Regions from separate parts of the Mus musculus genome. Here all the other regions are linked to region 3. A link is a loop called in an ENCODE intact Hi-C map of the cell type or tissue named here. Cell type or tissue: heart. All regions are shown on one strand. Region 1 overlaps Sptb (spectrin beta, erythrocytic). Region 2 has its middle 26 kb from the start of Gm40445. Region 3 overlaps Rab15 (RAB15, member RAS oncogene family).

Evidence for each region. Peaks named below come from ENCODE experiments on the same cell type or tissue, not always from the same donor. Only the 100,000 strongest peaks of a DNase experiment are listed, where the experiment ranks them.
Region 1: a loop joins it to region 3, with 7 times the contacts of the local background. A loop is called at or near these places in 3 of 42 quality-filtered maps.
Region 2: it touches region 3 in a loop (4-fold over the local background); 6 of 42 quality-filtered maps call a loop at or near these places.

What each region holds. Positions count from the first base shown.
Region 1 is chr12:76,588,521-76,596,520 of GRCm38, reverse strand. The region is part of intron 32 of Sptb (spectrin beta, erythrocytic); the gene reads left to right. Among named protein-coding and RNA genes, the nearest start is that of AI463170, 45 kb to the right of the region's middle. In heart, CTCF peaks have their summits at 4,106 (motif pointing left) and 5,988; DNase peaks (open chromatin) are centred at 40, 2,500 and 6,730; H3K27ac peaks cover 2,364 bases.
Region 2 is chr12:76,493,029-76,501,028 of GRCm38, reverse strand. No RefSeq gene overlaps it. Among named protein-coding and RNA genes, the nearest start is that of Gm40445, 26 kb to the left of the region's middle. In heart, no CTCF peak of the experiment used is centred here; DNase peaks (open chromatin) are centred at 4,448 and 7,378; H3K4me3 peaks cover 377 bases; H3K27ac peaks cover 471 bases; H3K27me3 peaks cover 274 bases.
Region 3 is chr12:76,800,327-76,808,326 of GRCm38, reverse strand. It overlaps Rab15 (RAB15, member RAS oncogene family), which reads left to right. Exons shown (of 7, transcript NM_134050.5): 2 at 3,824-3,884; 3 at 4,699-4,759; 4 at 5,182-5,259; 5 at 6,346-6,435; 6 at 7,696-7,761; 7 at 7,926-8,000. Among named protein-coding and RNA genes, the nearest start is that of Gpx2, 8.8 kb to the right of the region's middle. In heart, a CTCF peak has its summit at 4,255; no DNase peak of the experiment used is centred here; H3K27ac peaks cover 877 bases; H3K27me3 peaks cover 1,088 bases.

The DNA of each region.
Region 1 (8,000 bases), 210 kb after region 3:
AAGATCCTGCTGCCGTTCCCATCCCGCCTGTGGTAGACTGTCTTGCAGCTCCCTTTCCCCAGCACCAACTCCCCTGACCCCATCCCTCAGCCCACTCCCACCAGAGGGAGAGAGAACTCCTGGGGCTACAGACTGTGAACAGGGCTGGACCTGCCCCTGCCCCTGCCTCCTGCCTCCTGCCTCCACCCGCGCTTCTGCCCTGCATCCCTGTGTGTCTGCATGCCGTGGTGTCCCCGGTGTGCAGGCTTCATGACCACCTGAGCATCTCGACACCATTGTCTGTCGTGTACGTGTACGTTTGTGCAAATGTAACTACATGTGCACCTGAGCCACCTCCATCTGACACTTGAATATCACTGGGTTGGGAGGAATAAAATTTGCTTAAATCTGAGTGTTTCTCTGGGGGAGGAATGAGCCCCTGTGGGGGAATCTCTGCTGAGGAACCAGCCACTCACCAGATTGGAAATGCAACCCATATCTGTACCAGAAAGCAACCAGATGGCTAATCAAATGAACACCAGGCCCAGGGCTTCTTGGAGACAGCCTTCTTCCTGCTGCAGCGCCTTCCCAAGCCTTAAAGATGCAGGAGGGAGGACATAACTCCAAATCATCTTTGATATGAGAAAGAGGATGGAGCCCATGCAGACAGAAAGCCCAACCTCCTTTCAGAGAGGTCCTCCCCAGCTCACTACAGCCCCCCTTCACTGCCCTTAACCTCTGGCCCATCACAGGAAGGTTCAGTTGTATGCTGTGCCTTCTCATGAATGGGCCTGGGGTGCCATGGCTCTCCTGCTGGTCCTATCTGTGCAGTCTGGTGTCGGGTCCTGTAGTTTAGATACATGCCACATTGCTTCGTGTAAAAGCCCTTACTAATGCATGTCGCTTCCTGCTGGAGTTACGAATGGGAGTGGAACACCACGTACCCCTTGCCCTGCCTGGATAGTGCCTGGATAGGTGGCACCCTGCGGGCCTTGATCCAGCCTTCCCTTTCCTGTGTGTGTACATGCAATGACTGAGCTGCCAAACCATCACTGTGCACTGCCACTACTGCCCCTCGCCTCTGCATGTTAGAATGCATTCTGGTAAAAGCCGGACCCTTCCCACAGGTAAGTGTGAGGCCAAGCCAGAGACACAAGGTATCACAAGAAGCAAGACTCGGGATGAAGTCAGAATGTCTGGGGTCTGGTCTTTGGTTCTGGTTAACCTGTGTGGGTTTGGAATCCTCTCCCCGTCCCCAAGCCTCTTGCCTTATAAAGGTCTTTTTGTAAGGTTACAGAAAGTCCACAGTCCCACGAGTCAGCGACGTAGCCTTCCAAGGGGGAGACTGAGAGGATGGCTTTCCTATTTTCCTTCCATCTGCTCCTAACTCTGAGATTCCGGAAGCTACTGTGAAATCAGGATGGGGAAGGAGAGGTCACAGCCTAGGGTGTTTGCCCTTGTCCCTCTTTGAGGAAAGGACTGAGGTTCAAACCTATATAATGCCAGAAGTGGAGCCCTGAGGGGGCCTTCAGCCGGAGGGTAAAGCAGGAGGACTTTCTGGCAAGAGACAGGCACCCTCTCTGCCTCCTGTGCTTCCCTTCCCCTGGGAAAGATCCGGTCCTCTCCTGAATGTTCATCTTCCAGGCATTGCTCCTCAGACTGCCCAGTGTTGTGTTTGTAGGAAGATGTTTCCTCCTAGGAGAGAAGAGAGCAAGCTCTCATGGGGTTAAAGAGAGTGTGAGTTTCCTCAGGCTCAAAACCTCTTCCTACACACTGCTGTGTCACACTGTCCCTGCTGGGATGACAGGAGTGACACCCCTGAAAGACTCAGATGCTGTTGGGGGCTGTAACGAGAAACAGTCTTAGTTTGGAACCAACCTACCCTTCCTGCCTCCAAGTCCCCAGGCTAGGCCCAGTGTGCAGTGCAGGGGGACCCCAAGGATCAAAGCCACTCCAGACGGTGTCAGAGTGGGTGCTACTCATGGTCAGTCTGGCAGGGACGAATCTTACCCCAGGGTAGTTCCCAGCCACCACTCTTTAAGTGTGACCTTCCATGAATGGCCACACAGCCAACTTCCCCTGAGACAGGCTGATCGTCAGAGTAGGGCTGCCAGGGTAATCTGAATCTTGCTGATCTTCCTTCCATTGTCTCAGAGGCTTTGGGAGAGCAGCCAGCACATGTGAGTGAGGGGCTGTACCCCAAGGGCTGTGCAGGCACCAGGATCTCGGGGTCCATGGCCACCCCTGTGGCAAGGCCTTGATAGCTCCAGCCACAGTTGCCCCCAGCAGCCAGCTTTGCTCAGCAGCCAGCAGTGAGGCTCTGACGTTGGTGGATGCTGTGCGAGTGGGATAGCAGCTGTTTCTTCTTGCCTAAACAGCTTTCCCAGTCCTTGCCCCTCCCACACCCCCAAACAGCAGCTTTTTCAGACATTTTGCCTCAAATGCAAATCCTCTTTGTTCCAAATGGGCAGTCTCTGCCTGAAACAGACGTCAGCCTTGCCCCAAACTTGGGCGTGTTTCTCTCTCCCCAGGATGCCTGAGTCAGCGTGGCAAGGGTGTGTCTGCCTGCAGTCTGGCACTGTGCCCTGGCTCCCTAGAGAAACCTTCTCTCTTTCTGGGCGTTACACACAGCAGGGTGTGGCCAGCTCTCTCTTTGCTATGCCAGATGCTAATGCCTGGTCCTTCTGCTGCAAAGTCTCCCCCAAGTTTCTTGTTTCAAGCTCTATGTTCTCCAGTCCCCTGTCCCCCAATACCGATGGACTCAGGATGAGACTCAGCTAACATTCGGGAGCACCTGGGAAGTGGGTGGAGAACTGCCTACTTGACAGTGCCAGGGTCCAGGCCTCTAAAGTCAGCTCACAGGTCATACACATTGAAAACCACCTCGCTTGCTCTCTGGTGGCAGTGGGTCAGGCGGCCTCCTGTGTCCAAGAGAAGCCTCCACTTCCCTTTGCTTTGTCCAGTGCCATGAACCATATTCCCTCTATCTTGCCCAAGCTCCTCAGTAGACAACAGTTGCCCCTTGGAGTGTAGGATTGAGCCTCTCTGCTTCCAAATCCCACTCCTGGCAGCCCCTCACCATCTCCTGGCCTGCCATATGCCAGTCTGCCTTTCCTTCTCCACCCTACACTTCTGGTTCAGCAAAGCCTCTCCTTTGGGGGAACTGTCGACCCCAAGGCTCCGTGGTCTCATGCATGTCTTTGGCTGCTTTTCGACTCAGCAAACGGATTCTTTCTCTTCTCTTGCAAACAACTGTTTTCAGGTACCCTTCGCAAGCTATCTAGACAACCCTTCTCCGTCACAGCCCAGGGGCCAAGACGTCAGGCACTGGGGAGAATAAACATCCCGAACTGCTAGGGTTGCTGCTCACCCTGCCCTCACCTGGCACTGTTTGGTTGCCTAAAGCATCTAGCAGTGTGTCTTTTGTGGTGCAAATCCCATTTCCAGCAGAGAAGAGAGCAGATCATACCACCTTAACAAATTGGCCACATGCCTGATGTAAGCTGGGCACATCTCATTTAGACTGGGAACCCAACAGGTGATACTTTCTTCAGCAGTCACGGTATTATGCGCACATAAACACACCTGGACTGAATAGAAAAAGCATTGTGTTTGGAGCTAAGCAGACCCATCTTCTACCTTCCATTGTTAGATATATGGCTGTGGGCAGATTTCCTGTTCCCCGTAATCTGTAAAACAGAGAGCCTGTGAGGCTTGCGAGACAGAATGTGCATAGAGAACTTGGTGCTTAGCACATGGTCAGTTAGGTCCCGTCATCCTTACCTTAACCCTTCATCTTTGAGAAGAACCTTCCCTCATATGGACTCTAACATTACCACGGTTGTAGACAGCAACCAGCCCAAGGCCTCCATCCTTGACACTCCATCTATGTACGTTCTAGGCTCCTGTCCCAGAACTCATCTCACTGCTAACATGAAGCAGTCTGTTCTGAGGTCCATCCATGCCCCTGGCTCTCACCAACATTAACAGTAGAGGGAGAGTTCTGTCAGCAGGGTTCTTTTGCTTATGGGTCCATCGTAATTCACTGAGCATCTTTAGGAAGACCCTGTGGTCCTGGGCCAGGGTATTTTGGCCTGTGGAATTAATGGTCTGTGTGCAGTCCCCCACACCCCCTGCTGGCTGATCCTGGAAATGCATCTTTAAAAGCCAAGCTTATGTGACTTACTTGACTTTGCAAGGCTGTCAAGATTCCACCAAGACTCCCAGGAGCCAGGAGTCTCTCCTTGTTTAGCCTCAATCCCAGGAGGTCCTACAAGGCTCTTCTGAGTGTCTTTTCTTTCCATAATGTCCCCCAATCAGCAGCCAATTCCCTTCTCAGACATCGTGCCAGCAGCTGGTACACACATCTTCCCATCAGACACCTCTTCTTGTGTGTTTTAACAAATCAGCAAACCAGCCTCTACCGCAGGCAGTGTGTCCTCCTATTGCAGGCCCACCCTGCCCGCTGGCCCCCTCTTAGGGCCTAGACATCTGCACTACCTTCCAGCCTGACCCCCAGAATTTCTTCCAGGTAGCTCTACATTCTCCTTCAGGCTCCCTGGGTGATGTCCTGTGATGGACACCCTCAGTGGTGCAGAGCCTGAGTGTTCCTGATGATCAAAGCCTGCTGGCTGAGTGTATAGAAGTCATCAGGGGCTTTGGCCACCTCCTCCACCCAGTGTCTAGGCAGAACCTGTCTGTCTTTAACATGCACCTCTGCTGGATGAGAAGCAGCTCTGAGCCCTGACTAGAGGCTTCTGGCACTTCTACCAGAGACTCCTCTGCCTGACAGTGCAGTGGCTCTCCCCTCAGACCGCTGCAGGCTTCCAGGGAGAACAAGGGAACTGCCACCTCTTCCTGTCCCTTCCCTAGTTTATTTAACCTTGGAACCTTTCAAAAGAAAAGGAAGGAAGGCAGGAAGGCAGGAAGGCAGGAAGGCAGGAAGGCAGGAAGGCAGGAAGGCAGGAAGGCAGGAAGGAAGGAAGGAAGGAAGGAAGGAAGGAAGGAAGGAAGGAAGGAAGGAAGGAAGGCAGACAGACAGGGTTTCTGTTTGTAGCCCTGGCTGTCCTGGAACTTGTTCTGTAGACCCAGTTGGCCTCAAACTCACACAGATCAGTCTGCCTCTGCTTCCTGAGTGCTGGGATTAAAGGCATGTGCCACCACTACCATTGGTCCTTCTGTCCCCAGGCATCCACCAGCATGATCTCTGGCTCCATTTTTGGATGGGCCATCGTTCAGCTAGCTGTTTGCTGGGAAGTCCTTGGTGCTGCTAAGCCTAGAAAGAGGCAGTAACTCATTTAGCAGCACTGCAGGTCTCAAATCCATTCCATTTGGAGCTAAGCCCAGGGCGCTCCTTTGGTTCCCTGACCACCTGCATGCCTAGGCCTACCCTCAAGGGCTTGGTTTGCCTCCCTTTCAAATTTGCAAGACCTTCTTGGGGGGCAGAGAAATAATGGCGTGGACTCTTGCCCTGACTCTGCTAACCTACTGTGTGACCCCCAGGTTGTCCCTCAACTTTCTGGATCCCAGTTTTCTAATTTCTGGTAGGACTGGCTGATTCAGCTGCTCCCCAAGACATCTTCACAGTCTCCAAACGTCCAAGAATTGTCCTCTTGGCTCCCTTTGCGGGGACTCCATCTGTCCCTGCTACCTCCAGCCTTCTCTGGTGGGACCTGCTTTCCTCATAAGGTCTTCATTGCCAACACTACCTCTGTCCCCCTCCTCCTTGAGACACCAGCTGCTAGTAAAAGACCCCGGGGGACATTTCTAATCTCAGCTGAATTCCAGAGACCTCTGACATACTGCATGCAGTACTGACACTAAGCTAGGAGGCAGCTCCCTCTCACTCCCTGTGGACTTTGTTCAGTGGATCAGAACCCCCTTTCTGCTTTGTTTCTGCTCACCAGGTCTAGGTAAAGTCTTCCTCAGAGTCTTCACAAAGCTGTGAGATCTTTGTAAAACTCCTACCATGAATTACCAGGACCTTCCACTAGGAACATTTGTTGTCCTCAGCCCTAGCTAGTGACTTCAAAGACACCTTCTCAAGTCCATTATCAAGCTCTGTGAGCTTCATAACAAAGTCTGAGCTGCCCTGAAGGGCTCTCCCCAGTCGCCACAGTTCCCCTGCTCCTGTCTGGAGCTCTGGAGTATTCCTACTGAAAACAACAGAGGAAGTAGCGGGGGGGGGGGGGGGGGGCCTTGCCTGCCAGCAAGCAGCTAGAATTTCCCATTAAGGGTCACCAAGGTATCCTGAGAACAACTCCATACTCTAGGAAAAGGAGTATTTGAGATGGTCGGGCTGACTACACAGTCACTGGCCATGACAGCTCAGGAGAACTGGGAGGCAGATGGGTTTGGCAGGATTAGGATCCTAACGGCCAACATTCCTATCTTATTCTGAAAAGCTTCAGATCACCCATAAAGTGGTCATGGGTACCGCCTTACAAGCAGACATATCAGGAAGGTTTAGTGACTTGCTGGGTTCTCGCCTGTTCCCAGACTTCATTCCAGGTCTGTCTGACCCAACGCCTGGGCTTTGGGTGTTAGAAAGGATACAGAGGGGCCAAGTCCTATGGGGGAGGGGTGGGTCGCTGAGGAAGGAGGTTTCCTTCCCTTTCCCATGCCCTACTCCTCCAGAAGTTGGCCAGACTTCCTTGGGAGCTGAAGAAAAGACAAACTCGGGGAACCTCTCCACCCTCTCCTGCATCCACCTCCTCCCGGCAGATCTGTGTGTCTCCCCTGTCCAGGAGGAAACTATGGACTTCTGAAGCCAAAGCCTTCCACCTCCACCCTCATTTCTGGCTCCTCCCTCTCAGGTCTTGACCTCTGTGTGGGCTTGGAAGCAGGATGCGCTGAAATCCACTCCAAAGCCAGAGAAGAAATCTTTGCCGTTACTGGAAAGCCCCGTGTTTCAAAGCTAACTTGTAACGAAGCCAAGTCTGCTCAGAAGACCCAGGCTCCAGCCTGGGTTAGGTCTCTGCTTAGTGTGCAGCAGCAAGAAGTCAGCCCTAGCTAAATGTATCTTGATTTTTAAAGGCCACTCTCTCAAAGAATTAAAAGCATAGGAAGCAAATGCAGGCGGGCAGAACCTGGGAAAGGCACAGCAGAAGGCAGGTTGTAACCGGCTGGTGGCGTCCTGCCTGGCACCGGTGTGACATCTTCTCTCAGGCACCAGCCCTCTCCTGGCTCGTCTCTAGGAGAGGCATGGTGCTCACACTTTTGCCCTCTGGATGGAGTTCCCTCTCCTGGAGGATAAGAAAGTCCCACCATACTTGAGGCTGGAGCTGAGAGGTGGGCCATGAGAAGGGGTTTCCCATTTGGGTTGGTGACTGCCTCCAGAACTTTCAATCCAAGGCAGAAGGTAGGCTGCAGGGGCCACGCGACTCCAAACTGAAGTCTGAGGTCCCATCCCATTCACATCGGCTCTTTCTCCTCACTAGAAAGTAGCAGTGCAGGCATTTCAGAGCCTTTGGAGCCTTGGGGACCACGCTTGCTCATGGCAAACATTGAGACATAAGTTCTTCAGCATACATACAGCATAGTAGCCTGGCCAAACCCTCAAAGGATTCTAACAAAGGAATAAGAATAGCATAAAATGCAGCCCTGCCCTATTCTGTAGTACATACTCCTAATTGCTTTGTATACCCACTGACTATAGAACATCCCAAAAGCCATTAACCTCTGAGCGTCGTTTTTCTCATTAAATATAGAAATGTTTGGTCAGAGGTTTCCGAATGCTTCCAGCCAGCTTTCCTTTTCTTTGAATGAAATCTTACCAGGACCCTGGTCCTTAAGAGCTTATTTATTAAGCAGTACCAATATGGTGGGGACACACCCAGCTTCTCTTGTCTTCTGACCACTGCCTTTGAACATCCCCTTTGAACTTAACATTCCATAGCACCCCCCTCAGGCAGAGCCCAGCCGTGGCAGCTGTTGGAAGTACCCAGTTTTATCTTAAAGCTTCAGTTTTACGTCCAGTGATGTGTCTGTACCCTCAGCTAAGCTCCCAATGAGAAGAAAAA
Region 2 (8,000 bases), 310 kb after region 3:
CTAAGAAGTCATGGTGTAAGAAGAAATAACCAGGGATAGATAGGGTGGAAGGCGAAGACTAAGGGGCCCACAAAGAGTCTCAACTTCCTTTTTAGGTGGTATTTTATTTTGTTTTGAAACAGGTCTTACCGAGGCTAATCCTGAACTTATTAAGCAGTTCAGGATTGCCTCAAACCTAAATTTGTAAGCATGCACCTCCCACTTAGGGCTCCCAGCTTTTGGCTTAGATGGTTTGGGTGGATTTGAAACATTGAGGAGGAACAGGCTCGGGGGAGAGAAAGTGGGGTGAGATTTGTTAACTAAAGGGATAAGACTTCCACCAGGTTGGAAACCAAGAACTATGATAAACCTACCCATTAAGAGGCCAACTGAATGGGCCGGGCATGGTGGCACATGCCTTTAATCCCAGCACTTGGGAGGCAGAGGCAACTGAAGCACCATCTTGGGAAGGGTTATCTCATTCCTCCCCCCAACCCCCCTAGTGTTTTTGTTTGCTATTCTGTCTTGCTTTTTATGTAGCCCTGGCTGTCCTACAACTCACTTTGTAGACTAGGGTGGCTTCGAACTCACCCACCAAGTGCAGGGATTAGAAGCATGTGCCACCATTCCCAGTTATCATTCTAAAGCTCTAGGTAGGGGAAAGACTTGGAGAGTTTCATTCATCATCAGTAAGCTATGTCTTCTCACTGTCCCTGGGCTGCGGTGCTGGGCAAAATAACAGAGGAAGACACCGGAAGGCAGATGATAAACAGATGTAGATAAACAGATGTCCCTGGGGCTGGGAAGGAGCTGTGTATCGATAAGACACATCCGATCAGCCGGAGATAAAACCTGGAGTAGAGAGAACAGAAACCTCCAGAGGTCAATAGCACTAAAGGCAAAAGCTATTTGTGCCATGCTCCTCCAATAGAACAGCCATTGCCCTTGTGGGTGAGTCTTTGTGCCCCTGGAGTGGCTGCACCGAGGGAGGCAGTTAAATGGTGTGACCAGTCTTGGAGAGGAATATTAAAGTCCCTGACCCCCAACCCAAGTTTCCCCGGGTTCAAGTGTGGCCCAGGAGAAAGTCCTCGATCGATCGTCCCCAGGAATGCAGAGGACGTGAGTGAAGAGCTGGGACCTGTGAATCGCTCAAGCGGGAGGGGAATGGATGGAAAGTGAGCAGGAGCTCAACCAGGTTCGGTTCACAGAACTAACACAGGACGGAGGAGCCATGCCAGCCACCCGGCACCTCGTAAGGTGTAAGGTCATTTCACAGATGGCACTCAGGTCTTGAGGAGAGCACAGGGGCCAGCACCCAAACCTGCCACCTCCTCCACTGCCCAGATAAACCCAGGAAGGGCGACCAGAGAGGAAAGACAGAGAGGAAGTAATAGTCCCTGCAGAGGCAGAGGCTTAATTATCCGTCCAGCAAAGCAGGACTCTTCAACCGATTTACAGTCAAGATACTGGTTCTCTGTAATTGCCAAGTTTAAACTGGATAAAGACCAGGTATGTAGGGACACACCCTCACTTAGGAGGTGAAGGCGGGAGGATTAGGAGTTCAAGGTCACCGTCACCTGTGCAGTGAGGTGGAGGCTGGTCTGGACTACATATGACCTTGTCTCAAAAAAAAAAACCAAAAAAAACCAAACGTTTGTGTGTGTGTGTGTGTGTGTGTGTGTGTGTGTGTGTGTGTGTGTGCGTGCGCGCATGCGCATGTGAATATGGTAAAATATATTTTACTCATGGTAATGGATTAAGCAAATGTACTTGCATCATCAATCCCACTTACGGTTGACACAAACGTGCATGTGTGAGGTTTGCATCCATTCTAGAGACTGAAGAGCTTCCTCGCTTTAGAACCAGCTTAGCTCTGGCCCTTGATGTTTGGCAACTTCTGCAGGTTTACTTTAAGTCGAGTTTATGAGCTATAATTTACATACAGCAAAGCCCTTTCAAAGTGCACGCTTGAATGTGTTTTGACAAGTGTGCGCACTTGGATAACCATCACCTCAATTAACATCTGAAATAGTTCCATCACCCCAAGCGGCACCCCTTTTGGGTGGTTTGAATCCCCGTGGCCACCCAACCCAAAGGCCTCTGATCTGACTTCTGACTTGGTCGCTTTGCTTTTTCCAGAATGGAATGTAAATGAAATCATGGGTTATGGGGCTCTTTATGCTAAGATTTTAAACACACTTCCTTAACTACCCAACTTCCTCCTCTTTATCCACTCAGCCTTCTCTGCCAATTGCTTTATATGGACAAGTCCTGGGACAGTAGCAGCCTCCCGCAAGGCCTGCCTAGACCTATTTGTAAGATGACAGGCCCCACAGAGTATAGCTCTGTGGAGTTAACATTCAATCCTGCAGGTCCTACTCCTCCTTTCCTTCTCCTCCTCCTCCTTTCCTCCTCCTCCTCCTCCTCCTCTTCCTCCTCCTCCTTTCCTTCTCTTTTCCTCCTCCTCCTCCTCCTCCTCCTCCTCCTTTCCTTCTCCTTTCCTCCTCCTCCTCCTCCTCCTCCTCCTCCTTTCCTTCTCCTTTCCTCCTCCTCTTCCTCCTCCTCCTCCTCCTCCTCCTCCTCCTCCTCCTCCTCCTCCTCCTCCTCCTCCTCTTTCCTGAGACAGGGCCTCATATGCCCCAGGTGGCTTTCAATTCATTATATTGCAGAAGATGACTTTGAACTTGTAATCCCCCTAGCTTCCACTCCTGAGTGCTGGTATTTTAGTCATTTACATCACATCCAGTTTTATAGGATGCTGGGAATCCGGCTCAGGGCTTTGTGAGCACAGCTAAGACATATGCCTAGCCCTACATTTTCTTTTCTTCTGGAGGCTTTTCTCTTCGCCTCTGGGAACACAAAAACTCTGCCTTCAGATCAGTGTTGACACCTGCCCCCTCACCCCTGACTCCATCCACCCCAGAAGCTTAGTCCTTAAGGAATGAAATTCATGTACACTACCACTTCCGCTGAGCTTCAAGGCTACCCTCTCATCCGTTTCTCTCCTCATTCTTCACCGTCAGTCATCGTGGTGTCTGTGTCCCCAATATCCAGGGACTTCAAGGCCTGCTCCATCTACTGTAAGCCTGTCAGAAGGCTACACTCCAGGGACGGGTATCCCTGGCTTTCTACCAGAGAGGCAACTTGGTCTCCAAGGGTGGGGCAGAGGTGGGGGTGGGGGTGGGGTGGGGGGAGAAGTGGCAAAGTGTAGAGAATTTAGCTTAGGGATCCTGGCTCCCTCAATGGGAGAACTTTTTCTCAGGGTTATTGACTTCTTGACAGAGAGACCTTAGACTAGTGGTTTTCAACCGTGTCCTAATGCTGCAACCCTTTAACACAGTTCCTCAGATGGTGGTGACCTCCAACCATAAGATAATTTTTGTTGCTACTTCATAACTGTAATTTTGCTAGTTACAAATTATAATGTAGATATCTGATAAGCAGAAGGTCACTCAGTTTTATTGGATGCTAGGAATCCAGCTTAAAGGGTCTTTTGACACCCTACAAAGGGGGCCCAACCTACAGTTTGAGAACCACTGCCTTAGGTCATGTTCAAGTTTTTTTCTTCCCTTTTCTTCCCTTTCCTTTCTTTTCCTTTTCTTTTCTCTTCTTTCCTTTCTTTCTTTTTCCTTTTTTCTTTCTTTCTCCTCCTCCTCCTCTCTTCCTCCTCTTCCTCCTCCTCCTCCTCCACCTTCTTCTTCTTCTTCTTCTTCTTCTTCTTCTTCTTCTTCTTCTTCTTCTTCTTCTTCTTCTTCTTCTTCTTCTTCTTCTTTCTTCTTTGCTTTGAGACAGGGTCTCATGTAGCCTGCTGGGACAACAAAAGCAGAAAACTTTCTCCCAACACTTGTTTGAGACTGGAGACTGAATTTGGAGCCTCAGTTCCTACCAATATTTTCTCTCAAAGAATGTTTCTCTTGATGATGATGATAGTGGTGGTGATGTTTTGGTAATTTTGGGTTTTTGAGACGGGGTTTCTCTGTATAACCTTCTTTGGCTGTCCTGGGACTTTTGCTGAAGACCTGGAACTCATAGAGCTACATTTGCCTCTGTCTCCTGAGCCTTGTGATTAAAGGCAAGCACTGCCACCATTCAACTCTCCTTTTTTTTATTTTTTTGAGACAGGATCTCACTTGGTCACTATGTAGCTCTGGCTGGCCCAGAACTACTATGTACATCAAGTTGGCCTCAAATTCACAGAGATCTGTCTACCTTTACCTCCTAAGGACTGGAATTAAAGGCTTGTGCCACCACATCACACCAGGCCCCAGATCATAGGCCCTAGATCATACTGTTTTAATTTTTACATACTTTATTTATTAATCTTGTGGAGAGGGGAGTGCGGCACGCTCGTGCCAACAAGCCCAGGTTAGTCAGGCTTGGCAGCAGGAGCCTTTACCCTCTGAGCCATCTTGCTGGCCCGAGATCATATTTCAATCTAAAGAGAAAGCATACTCACTATCTGCCTTTCTGGTCGCCCCCTGGGCATTTGCTTTCTTATAAAAGTTTGGAGAAGTCTGAAGGATCAGTCCCAAAGAATGGACAAGCGGCTCACTTCTGCCCCCTAGAGGACATGAAGAAAGAAGCGGGGGAGCTAAATACGTGCTCGGAAATCCTTACAGAAACAAGAATTTAAAACCCTCAATCTAAAGAGAGCATCATTTAGCTCCCGAAAGAGAGGCGGGCTGGAAGCAGGTTATCCGGACCAAGATTAAGAGCATATCAGGGTAAACCGATAACCAGACGGGGACAGCTCACTCCCCACCTCCACCCCTCACACCTTCCTGCTCCCCAGCCCTCATTCCCATCCCCACCTCAAGAGAGTCAAGAGAGGGTTTCTCTATGTAGCTCTGGCTGTCCCGGAAGTCACTCTGTAGACCAGGCTGGCCTCAAACTCAGAGATACCCTGCCTCTGAGTGCTGGGATTAAAGACATGAACCACCACCCGGCCGGAAGCACTCATCTTAACCCGAACCCCAGAGTTTGTTTGTTTGTTTTTTAAGTGTTTGAGGTTTTTGCATGTTTACCATGCGTATGCAGTGTCCATAGAGGTCAGAAGCCAGCATCGGATTCCTGGAACCAGAGCTAAGGACGGTTTGAGTTACAGTGTAGGTGCTGGGAAATGAGTCCTAGTTCTCTGCAAGAACAACAGGTTCTCTCAACCCCGGGAGCTATCTCTCCATCTCTCCAGGCTCTCTGATCCCCAGCACCTTTATACCAGGGCAAGCCTGGGGAACAAACACACATCATTCATGCATCCTACAAAAGCTACCAGAACACCTCTCATCTACACGGTTACTATAGCCTGTGGTGCACTTAACAGAGCTGGGTCTGCGGTCCTTGCTCCAAAGAGGATGGGCCAGTTAGATTATCTCTTTTGAGATACTTGGCTTGCTGATTGAAAAAAGAACCCATTTGCACAATGCCCTGGCAGTCCGGATGCCACCTTGTGCTTGTCGGCTTGATTTCACTTGTTCTGTTGGACCTCAGTTTCCTTGGCTGTAACAGCAGACTGTAGCTCACTAACCTCCTTCCTGCTCTCTGTCTGCAAAGCTTTAACCCCTTCCCTCCCTCCAAGATGGCTGAGGGAAACTTGTCTATGTGCCCTGCCTAGGATGTTGGTCTCCATACCTGTGCAGAGTTATCTCCCCACAAACAGTTCCTGAAAAGCCCAACAGCTGCTGGAACCTGTGCCCTCCCGGTCCCCTAGGCTCTGGGCTCTGGGTATCTCTGTTGCTGGCATTCCCAGCCATGCTGTAGGTCCTTTCTTTTTGCTGCTATCTAGGTTGTAATGTGGATTTTCATTTCACGAGGGAATCCTGGGGGAAAGTACAGTTGACTGAAAAAGGAAAATGTCTAGAAATCCAGAAATCTTGAGATCTGAAATCCATCAGGCCAGGCTTTAAACCCTGGCTCTGTGACTTAATAAGCGTGTGATTTGGAACAAGTTGCCCATGCTGGGCTTGGTTTCTTCATCTACAGAAGGGGCATAAGAAAAATGTCTACATGCTGTGGGAAAGAGGACACCCACATTGTGCCTGCAGACAAGGCGGGTGGTTTGCTTTTTCTCCCCAGACCTCTGGGTTTTTGTAATAACCAGAGGATGTGGGCACACTCCCAAGCATCCTTTCTGCTTGGAATCCCAAATGTGTATTTGTAGATCCTAAGCATCTCTTACCCCCAGCAATTGGGAGACTGCTGCAGGGGAAGACAGGGGAGTCTGAGGTCATCCTGGGTTACATAACGAGAACCTCTCTCAAATCATCACTCACACTCACACTCATTCACACACTCACACACACACACATAAACACAAACACACACATACAAGCACTCATACAGACACACACATATAAACACACACAAGCACCCACATAGACACATGCAAGCACTCACACAGATAACACATAAACACACAAACACTCGCACACATACATACACACAAGCATTCACACAGACACATATACAAACATACTCACATACACACACACAAAGACAACACACTTATAAAATTTTTACATACAAACGCTCACACACAAGCACTCAGATACAAACACACAAATACACACACACTCATATGGACACATAAACAAATATACACTGATACACACACACACACACACAAAGACATACACACACACACACACACACACACACACACAGATTCACGTGGACACCAGAGGACAATTTTTCCTTCCACCGTGTGGGTTTAAGGGTGGAACTCAGTCTTGGAGGCAGGTGCCTTTATTCCCTGAACCACCTTGAAGGACCCTGTCCGGATTTTCTCATTATTTCTCTGCTTCTCATAAAGGGTCCATGCCAAAGATCTCTCCTTTCCAACTTTCCTCAGAACAGAAACATCCAAATAGACAAGCCCTACAAATGTCCTTTCTTTGACCAACAGAACAAGGTCCTCTGAATATGTCCACATGAGAGCATCTGACCCCGGTTCTTACATCCATGCTTCTAGGCCTGGAACTGTAAACTGTACCCAGCCATTCTGTTGGATGCACTTAGTTGCTTTAGAGCAAAGATGAACCAGCATGTTTCCTTTCACCTCTTAGGTAAATATGTGTCCATGTGTTGCCAACAAAGTAAATGACAATTTCAACTGGGTCTTTTGATGCTTCTCTCTCTCTCTCTCTCTCTCTCTCTCTCTCTCTCTCACACACACACACACACACACACACACACACACACGTGCTCACACACTCACTTGCCTGTTGATTAAAATGACGCATTTGGCCTGAAGTCAAGTAAAGGCTTTTTGTTAGTCTGAAGTCATTTTCAGGAGTGGGGGAGGCCATTTCCACTTCTGACTTCCTCTCCAAAGGTTAATAAAAGTGTCAGTGATGGATCAAATCCAGGGGATGCTGGCAGCCCTTACAGCATCACCGGTAAAGCACAGCCACGCCCTTTTCTCACACCAGGTGCCAACACTGCAACCTTCAGAGGAAAACTTTTCTCATGAACCAGAGCTAGCAGGAAAATCCAGAACGGCTGGGAGTGGATCCAGAGCCCTGATTTGCTCTCTTCTCCAGAGATGAGTCACTGACTCACCCAGCATATACAAACATAAGGCAGTGCCTTTTCTTTCTCTCCTTAACTAGGAGACAATTCATATAACATAAATTCATCATTTTAATGTTTGGGGTTTTTTTGTTTTGTTTTGTTTTTTTGTTTATTTTCGAGACAGGGTTTCTCTATGTAGCCCTGGCTGTCCTGGAACTCACTTTGTAGACCAGGCTGGCCTCGAACTCAGAAATCCACTTGCCTCTGCCTCCCAAGTGCTGGGATTAAAGGCATGCACCACCACTGCCTGGCCATCTTTTTAATGTTTACAAGTCAGTGTTTTGAATATGCTGATCTGTGTGCCATACCACCACACTCACATTCTTTCTTTATTATTATTATTATTATTTTGGTTTTATGTTTTTATTCTTCTGTAACTTGAGGCCCTCATACATAGCAAGCAGTCTGGAAGCTAGTGTCCATATACATTCAAAGATTTAAGTTAGTGTTTA
Region 3 (8,000 bases):
TTGTAGCATTAGAGAGGCTGAGGACCACTGCTTTACACAGTCTGTTAAAGTACAGTTTCTGAGTCTTACTCAAAGTATGACTTAGTGGATTTAGGCAAGTTAAGGCAGCTAGATTCCTTTTTCTTTCTTTTCCTTAATTTTTATTATTTATGTTTTAAGGTGGCTGCCTTAAAATGAAAAGAAAAAAAGAAAAAAAAATCCTCCCGGGTAATTCTAAATTTAGCCAAGGTTTTGCAAAGTACACTCTGAAAGAGACTGCCCACGCCGCCTGTCTTGACAGTTCAGGTGCAAAGCTTTTGCACCACGTGGCTGGCAAACTTAAGATATGTGGGACTCTCCTGGGAGCTTGTTGAAACAGTCTGCTGGCCCTGCATCGCTGGGGTTCTGAGTCTCCAAGGCTGAAGTAGGATTCAGGCACTCGCCTTTCTAAGTCTGAGATGATGCTATAAGGCTGCAAGTCTGGGGATGCCCTTTGGAAACTATTGTCCTGAGAACTCACGGACTGAGGTCCGATCCACGGACCCCGAAGCAAGATATAACTCCTCAGGCTTGAGTTCACACCTCCTGAATCTGAATCTGTGTGCATCTTAATTCTGCCTTAGAGAGGCAAGGCGTGAGCAAACCCTGGGGTGGAGGTAGATGGAGACTCTCTCTCTTTCCTAGGAGAGGCAAAAGCGGCAACAGGGAGGAGCGCTTCGGGTTAGGATGAGCAGCAGGGAGGACTGCTGGGAGACGGATTCCAGTAGGGGAGAAGACTCTTCTGTGAGGAAGAAAGAGAGGTAGTGGGCCTGAGAGGAGATGCTGTGGAAACTCACTCTGTTGCTGGCTGGCTTGAGGAGAGGGCACACAGGGGCTAAGGGACAGTCCTGTGAAACTGTGACAGGTGAACACATTTGAATGATTAGCTTGCTGAGCAGCCAATAGCCTGAGGTGGGGACAGCTTGAGTCTACAGCGGACTCGATCAGGCTAGTATTTTGATTGTGTCTTGCAACAGAAAACAAACAAACAAACAAACAAACAAACAAAAACAAACCCAACAGCCATGAAGCATAGAGCAAGGTCTTGGGTCAGCACATGGTACTGCTGACCAGGGTCCCATTGGTAGGATGGATAGAATGGAAAGCTCAGGGGAGGAGGGGACATAGAGGAGGAGAACATGGATATCCTTGGGCGATTACAGCTTTTATGTTTAAAGAAAAAGATGGGGGCAATCCTTCAGAAGATAAAGCCCATTCCTTCCTTCATACATTAATAAATATGAATAAGCTAAGAGGAAGGCCTTTATTCCTCAGACTATTTTTAAAGATTTATTTATTTATTTTATGTATATGAGTACACTGTAGCTGTACAGATGGTTGTGAGCCATTATTAGTGGGGAATTGAGACTGCCTCACTCGCTCCAGTCCAGTTGACTCCGGTCAGCCCTGCTCACTCCATTTGGCCCTGCTCTCCTAAGACATGTTAAAACAAACTTGGAGTGGCTAGATTGCAGTATAGCCTGTAAAAGTGGAGGTTGCTGGAATCTCAGAATTGGCCAGTCTTGACTCCTGTCCATGCAGGTCCAAGTGAGGGAAGACCAAACAGGAATGATTGACTCCAGCATCAATGGAGTCTGTGACTTCCACATCTGCTTATCCCTTCTACCCCTTCTAACAGCATCCTCTCACGGGGAAGGTCTCCTGAGGATTGGCAGCTCCTCCTCTCAGCACAGGACCCACAGGAAAACAAACAGTGAAGACTTCTCTTTTGGTTTATTTATTTATTTATTTATTTATTTATTTATTTTGGTCCGTGTGATAAAATGTCAGACTAAAGTGACTTAAGGAAGGTGGAGTTTACTTTAGCCCACAGTCTGAGGGCCATGGCAGAAGCTTGAGGGAGCTATCACATTGCATCTGCAGTGAGGAAGGAAACAGGAGGAACTAAATGCTCCAGCCCTGCTTGCCTTCTCGCTTTTACTCAGCTTAGGACCCCCATATCTTGAAATAGCACCCCCCACACATTTAGGGTGAATCTTCCCACCTCAGTTGATACAATCTAGAGACTCCCTCTCAGTCCAAAAAGCTTGTGATTCCAGATTCCTGTTCAGTTGATAATATTAACCACTTCCATGAGGGGTTAACATGCTAACAAACAACTCTCCCCTCACACACTCATTCCCCCCACCCCAATCGGTACAGGGGTGGGGGCATGCATTCCAGCATTAAGCAAGCCCTTGTTTGAAACTCTGATCCACACTGTGCTAACCTCAGGCAGGTTATTTGCATCTGAGCCCTTCCTTCCTACTGTCCCCTGTAAGGGGAGGGACCATGTGTCTCTGCTGCTGTGTCCACCTTGAGACTGAGACCTGTGCAGGGCACAGTGGAAAATTTCACGGATGTTCAGGGGTTGAGGCAATAAAACTCTCCTATGAATACTTTGAACAAGGAGCACTCCTGACCAGGCTATGAGTGTGAGCTAGGTTTATTATATGGGGAATTCCCTCTTCCTTCTTGGACGAAGGTACCAGTCTTTGAAACAAGAATGTCTTGATTCTTGCTTGCCTCCTATATCAAGTTCTGAGGAGAAGCCAATTCCTTGTAACTATTTGTCCAAGGAGGGAGGAAGTAGGCTGCTGCCTCCCACCAGGGCCAGGTGTCCCTCTCCTTTCATCCTCTTCCTCTTCATCATCCTTTCTCTTGACACAGCGAAGAATGCCATTTGGAAAAGTACAGCCGCGTAGATATGAATCAGCTCAGGCAGGCATGATTCATGCCTGACCGGCTTGATTTAGTTTGGGTCTTCCATTCCGAAGCTTCTTGTCCCTTCTGATTAAAAGATGATTGTTCTTGGTGGTGGGAGGGGAGAGGCTGACTTTAATGTCTCTTTTGGTGGAAACCTGGGGACAGGAGAGATAAGAGACCATGCTTTCCTGCTTGGCAAAGCCCAGATGTGGAGGGAGAATGCCGACGGGGTTGGGAACGCTGGCATCCTTGGGACCTTCTGGACTGGATGTTCAGCTGCTGATGGATAGCACACAGTACCTTTCCCATGTTCCCCAGCTCAAGACCGTGGATTGTGATGCCCTGTGAGTAGCTCTTGAATCCCTGGGCACAGTGCCTGGGCACAGTTGGGGCTGGGAAAGGCATGGTGATTCAGGCATCTCTCCTGACCCTGCCAGATGGCGCTCACTTCCCTTGTTGTAGATTTCCTCAAATGTTTCTCCTCTGGGTTCTTGGTTCTGGTAGGACTGGCAGTTTAGGGCTTCAGGGCCTAGGACAGAGGAAGCAGAGAACTCTGGGTTTTCTGTACCTTCCTGCTTTCCCTATCAGTTGATGGTCTTGGTGCACCTGCTGCATGCCTGGCACTGCACTCAGTCAGTGATAGCTGCAGCAGAGTGTGCAGGCCAGCACTGTCTCTCTCAGGGGCTTCTTAGCAACCAGATCAGAATTTGTAATGTTCCCACTTTTTCTTCCCTCTCTCTGTAGCTCTGGCTGTCCTGGAACTCACTCTGTAGACCAGGCTGGCCTCGAACTCAAAAATCTGCCCGCCTTTGCCTCCCCAGTGCTGGGATTAAAGGCGTGCGCCACCACCGCCTTGGCTGTTTTGACTGTTCCCACTTTTTACTGTCAAGGAAATGGAAGCTTGGGAAGTGAAATGGACACTCCCCATCCAAAGCTCTAAGTGCCTCTTTAGGATCTGTTTAGAGTTTAAATGTTAGTGAAGGAGCTTGCTTCTGGTCACCTCTTTGTCACATTTGACCAAAGCGGAGTCCCTTCCATGCTTTTTGAGTGTCCCAGCCTTCTTTGAGGGAGCCCTTCCTGACTTGCTTGCTTTCTCCAGGTGTTGACTTTAAGATGAAGACTATCGAAGTAGACGGCATCAAAGTGAGAATACAGATTTGGTGAGTCGAGCCAAGGAGGAGGAGGGTAATGGAGGGAGGGCTCTGAGCTGCCCCTGAGTACCCCTGTCATTTGTAAACCTGTGCTCCATCCGAGATAACTGGGTACCTCTATGAAGAGCGAGATCAGACACCCCCATCTGTTCTGTGAACCTTAATCTCAACAAACCATGGGAGTGAGGAGAGCTCACTAAAGGGAGGGAAGTCGGAGGAATTGGTAGAATAGCGTTGTGGGCTCATCTCAGAATTAGTGGTACTCTGTACCACTGCGCTTAAGACAGGGAGGCTGAGAGTACCACTCTCTGGTTTAGCTTGGGACTGGTTTTTGAGATTGCCTCAGTACTAACCACATGGTGCAATTTCCACTATTGGTCACCAGGGGCTGCTGTGTCTCTGTGTCTCTCTGGCCTAAAGGTCTTGGAAGCCCTTACCACTCACTTAATATGGAGACACCTCCCAATCCTAGAATACTGTGGGAAATTGCCTTTCGAGATGTCCTGGTCACTGGGTGTGTGACAGATCCTCCCATCTGCTCAATCACGGCCACAGTGGCTGAGTTCTGGAGAGCTGTCTAAAGCTCTGTCAGGTTGTAGGTCCTAAGAAGAGTGCCTGGGGCCCTGCCCGTGCCGATGCCAAGGACCAGGCCTCCCCTGGAAGATTAGGGTGTGTTTGGATACTCTTGGGGATTAGAGCACTACTAAGTGTTCACCCTGAAACTCTGCAGTATTTCCTCTTAGGGTACAGAGACTCCCTAGCTCCTGCTTCTCATCTTCTATCCCTATGGCCTCTTCTCTGAGAGACTGGCTTTTTCTTGCAGGGACACAGCAGGGCAGGAGAGGTACCAGACTATCACAAAGCAGTACTATCGGCGAGCCCAGGTGAGCCACCACTTCAGGGTCAGACCCGGGAGACTGCTACTCACACTTTCAGCACTGGGTGTTCGAGATGCCTGAGTCACTGACCTCTGAGTTGGAGTCCTCAGATTGCCTGCTGGGGAGCCTCGTTCTTTCCCACTAGTCGTTTGTTCTGCAACCATTCACAGACCGCTTAGCGTACCTTCTTCACTCTCACACACAGCCTCTGCTCTGCCTCCTCTACCTCATGCCACAGAGCCTGGTCAAATCAGGCACTGCCCTCCTAGCTGGGAGCAGCTGAGGGAAAGCAAGCATGGCTGAGGCATCCTCACTGTAGGCCGGGAGAAGGGGGTGGGCCGGACATACAAGGACACCAGTCTACATGACTGTACCTTCTTCTATGTATGTCTCCCATCTGTGTGTCTCTCTCCCCCTCTCTTTCTCAGGGAATATTTTTAGTCTACGACATTAGCAGTGAGCGCTCCTATCAGCATATCATGAAGTGGGTCAGTGACGTGGATGAGGTAGGAGACGCCGCCTCTCTGATGGGATGGAGGAAGGGTGCTTAGGGAAAAAGAAAACAAGGGCCATGGGACAAAAGCAAGCTCTAAGGGTCTGTCAAACAATCTTGCCTTTTCTGACTTGACATAGAGACCTTTGGGCAAGTTGGGCTGGAAAAGCCAACACTTCCATACCCGTATTCGGTATACCCCGCAAGGCTTTGTAGCCGTGTCTTTCCTGGAGAGGCGTTAGTCCCAGGACTACCTCATGGGCAGCTCCCTTCCCAAACCCTTGGGGCCAGGTGGAATTGCAAGTCTGGGCTTCTAGATCTGCTTGTGCACCTGGTGCATCCTTGGCAAAGCCATGTTGACTCCTTGGGTCCCCAAGCCCTTATCTGTCAAATAAAGGCTAAATGAAGCCCAGTGTAGTTCAGACACCATTCCTTCAGCCCAAAGAGGCTTCTGTTGTGGTATCTTCTACCCTAAGATGTCCCTGTGACACTCAGGGGGTCAGCCATGGTATTGTGGTCCCCATGACTCACAATGGAAGCTGAGCACTCAGTACCAAGCCCTTCATACGATGGGTTTCCCCAGTCTTTTTTTTTTTGTTTTGTTTTGTTTTGTTTTTAAGACAAGGTGTCTCTGTGTAGCCCTGGCTGTCCTGGAACTCACTCTGTAGACCAGGCTGGCCTCAAACTCAGAAATCCGCCTGCTTCTGCCTCCCAAGCACTGGGATAAAAGGTGTGCGCTACCACTGCCCAGTTGGTTTTCCCTATTCTTGAATACCTGTGACAAAAATATATAAATTAGACATGGTAAAAAAAAAAAACAACAACAATAATAGCAAGATTGCACCGTGCTACAATAAAGGTTACTTATGAATTGTTTGTTTCTGGAATATTGCACTTAATATTTTTTAGATCAAGGCTGACTGGTGGTAATTGAAATTGTGGAAAACAAAACTGCAGATAAAGGAGATAGGGGCTCCTGTACAATGGGAGCCTGTTCTGTCTCGCGGTCTTGAACGCGGTGGTGGAGGCCGGTGGAGCCGATCTGGGATCTGGAAATGAAGAAGGGCCCTCAATTAGGCTCACCTCTGTTTGTCCCTAGTACGCTCCAGAAGGAGTCCAGAAGATCCTAATTGGGAATAAGGCTGATGAAGAGCAGAAACGGCAGGTGGGGAGAGAGCAGGGGCAGCAGGTAGGTGAAGTCCCACCCTTCAGGGTTTCTATGGCACTAGCAGGGCCTGTGCTGAGAGTAGGGACCCAAGAGTGCACGCACAATGCAAGGCTGGGGAGTGAGAGAGAAAGCTTGCTTTCTGGTCCTCAGGGGTGCTCATGGGGGAAAGTAAGCGCTCTCAGGCAAGGTGCGCAGCGCCCTAAACAGGGTGGTGCTGCTGTGCTCAGAAGACCTCCTCTGTGACAATGAGGAAGGAGCTGCTGACATTTTTAACAGCATCTGTGCACAACGGACCTTTTGTGGTCAGGGGACCGTCTCCCACTCCGTCCCTTCTACACCCTGACTCCACACGCCTGGAAAGTGTGGGAATGAAGGGTCCCCCGGTAGCCAAGCCAGGGGGCAGAGAGGGTCTAAGCGTCCCACACATGCAGGGAGACCAAGCTCCCACACAGCAGAAAGGGTGATACCCTGAGGCAAGAGCCATCCTCTTAACCCTGAACACCTCAGGAGTCTTCCTCTCCCTCTGCAGTCAATAGCATTCCATTAGTCCTTAAAATAAAATTGATTTTTGGGGTGCATAAAAAACACACAAGGTCATTAACATGTGAAAATAGAGACATACCCTACAAGAGTAACGGTTTTTATTGAGCGATCTCTATACACGAGGCACGGTGGTAAGTGCTCTTAGCGGTGTGACCCTGTGTAGTCATCCTGCAACCCTGCATGCAGACACCATCATTCTCCTTTAACAAAGGATGGAGCTGGGCTTTGGAGAGAATTAATAGTAACTTGTTCCAGCTTTTACGGCTCTTGAGTGACAGCATGGCACTTAGACTGGCTCTGTTATACTCACAGTCCATTTTCCTCATTTATAGGCCGCATGTTGTTGTCTTTCTGTCCTGATATAGTGGTATGTGTGTGTGTCTCTCTCTGTGTGTGTGTGTGTGTGTGTGTGTGTGCGTGCGTGCGTGTGTGCGGCGTGCCTGTGTGTCTGTGTGTCTGTGTCTGTGTGGACTTGGATGAAATGGGTGCACACATGCCTCTCTCTCTCTCTGTGTGTGTGTGTGTGTGTGTGTGTGTAGACTTGGATGAAATGGGCGTATTGGTGGGATATCTTGTCCCATTCTCTGCCAGCCTATGTCCTAAAAAGCCCACAGTTTCCTGAGAAGTGAGGCATTCCGTGCAGTCTGCTCAGGGTGTCCAATGGCAGAAGCACACACTAGGAGGCACGGGCCTCCCCTCCCTCACTGACTCTCTTTCAGAAATGCCCTTGTCTTGCAGCTGGCTAAGGAGTACGGCATGGACTTCTACGAAACAAGTGCCTGCACCAACCTTAATATTAAAGAGGTGAGAACGCCGGGGACTTCTCCTCTGTCTCTGGTGGGATGATGGGAAGAAGCAACAGAAAGGAGCCAAGATAAGACGGGCGACCCCTCCCGAGTGGGCACTTGCAGGGTCTCCAGAAGCAGGGGTGGATAGGCTAGCCTAACGTGTGTTCCTTGGCTTCCCAGTCCTTCACTCGTCTGACGGAGCTGGTGCTGCAGGCCCACAGGAAAGAGCTGGATGGTCTCCGAACACGTGCCAGC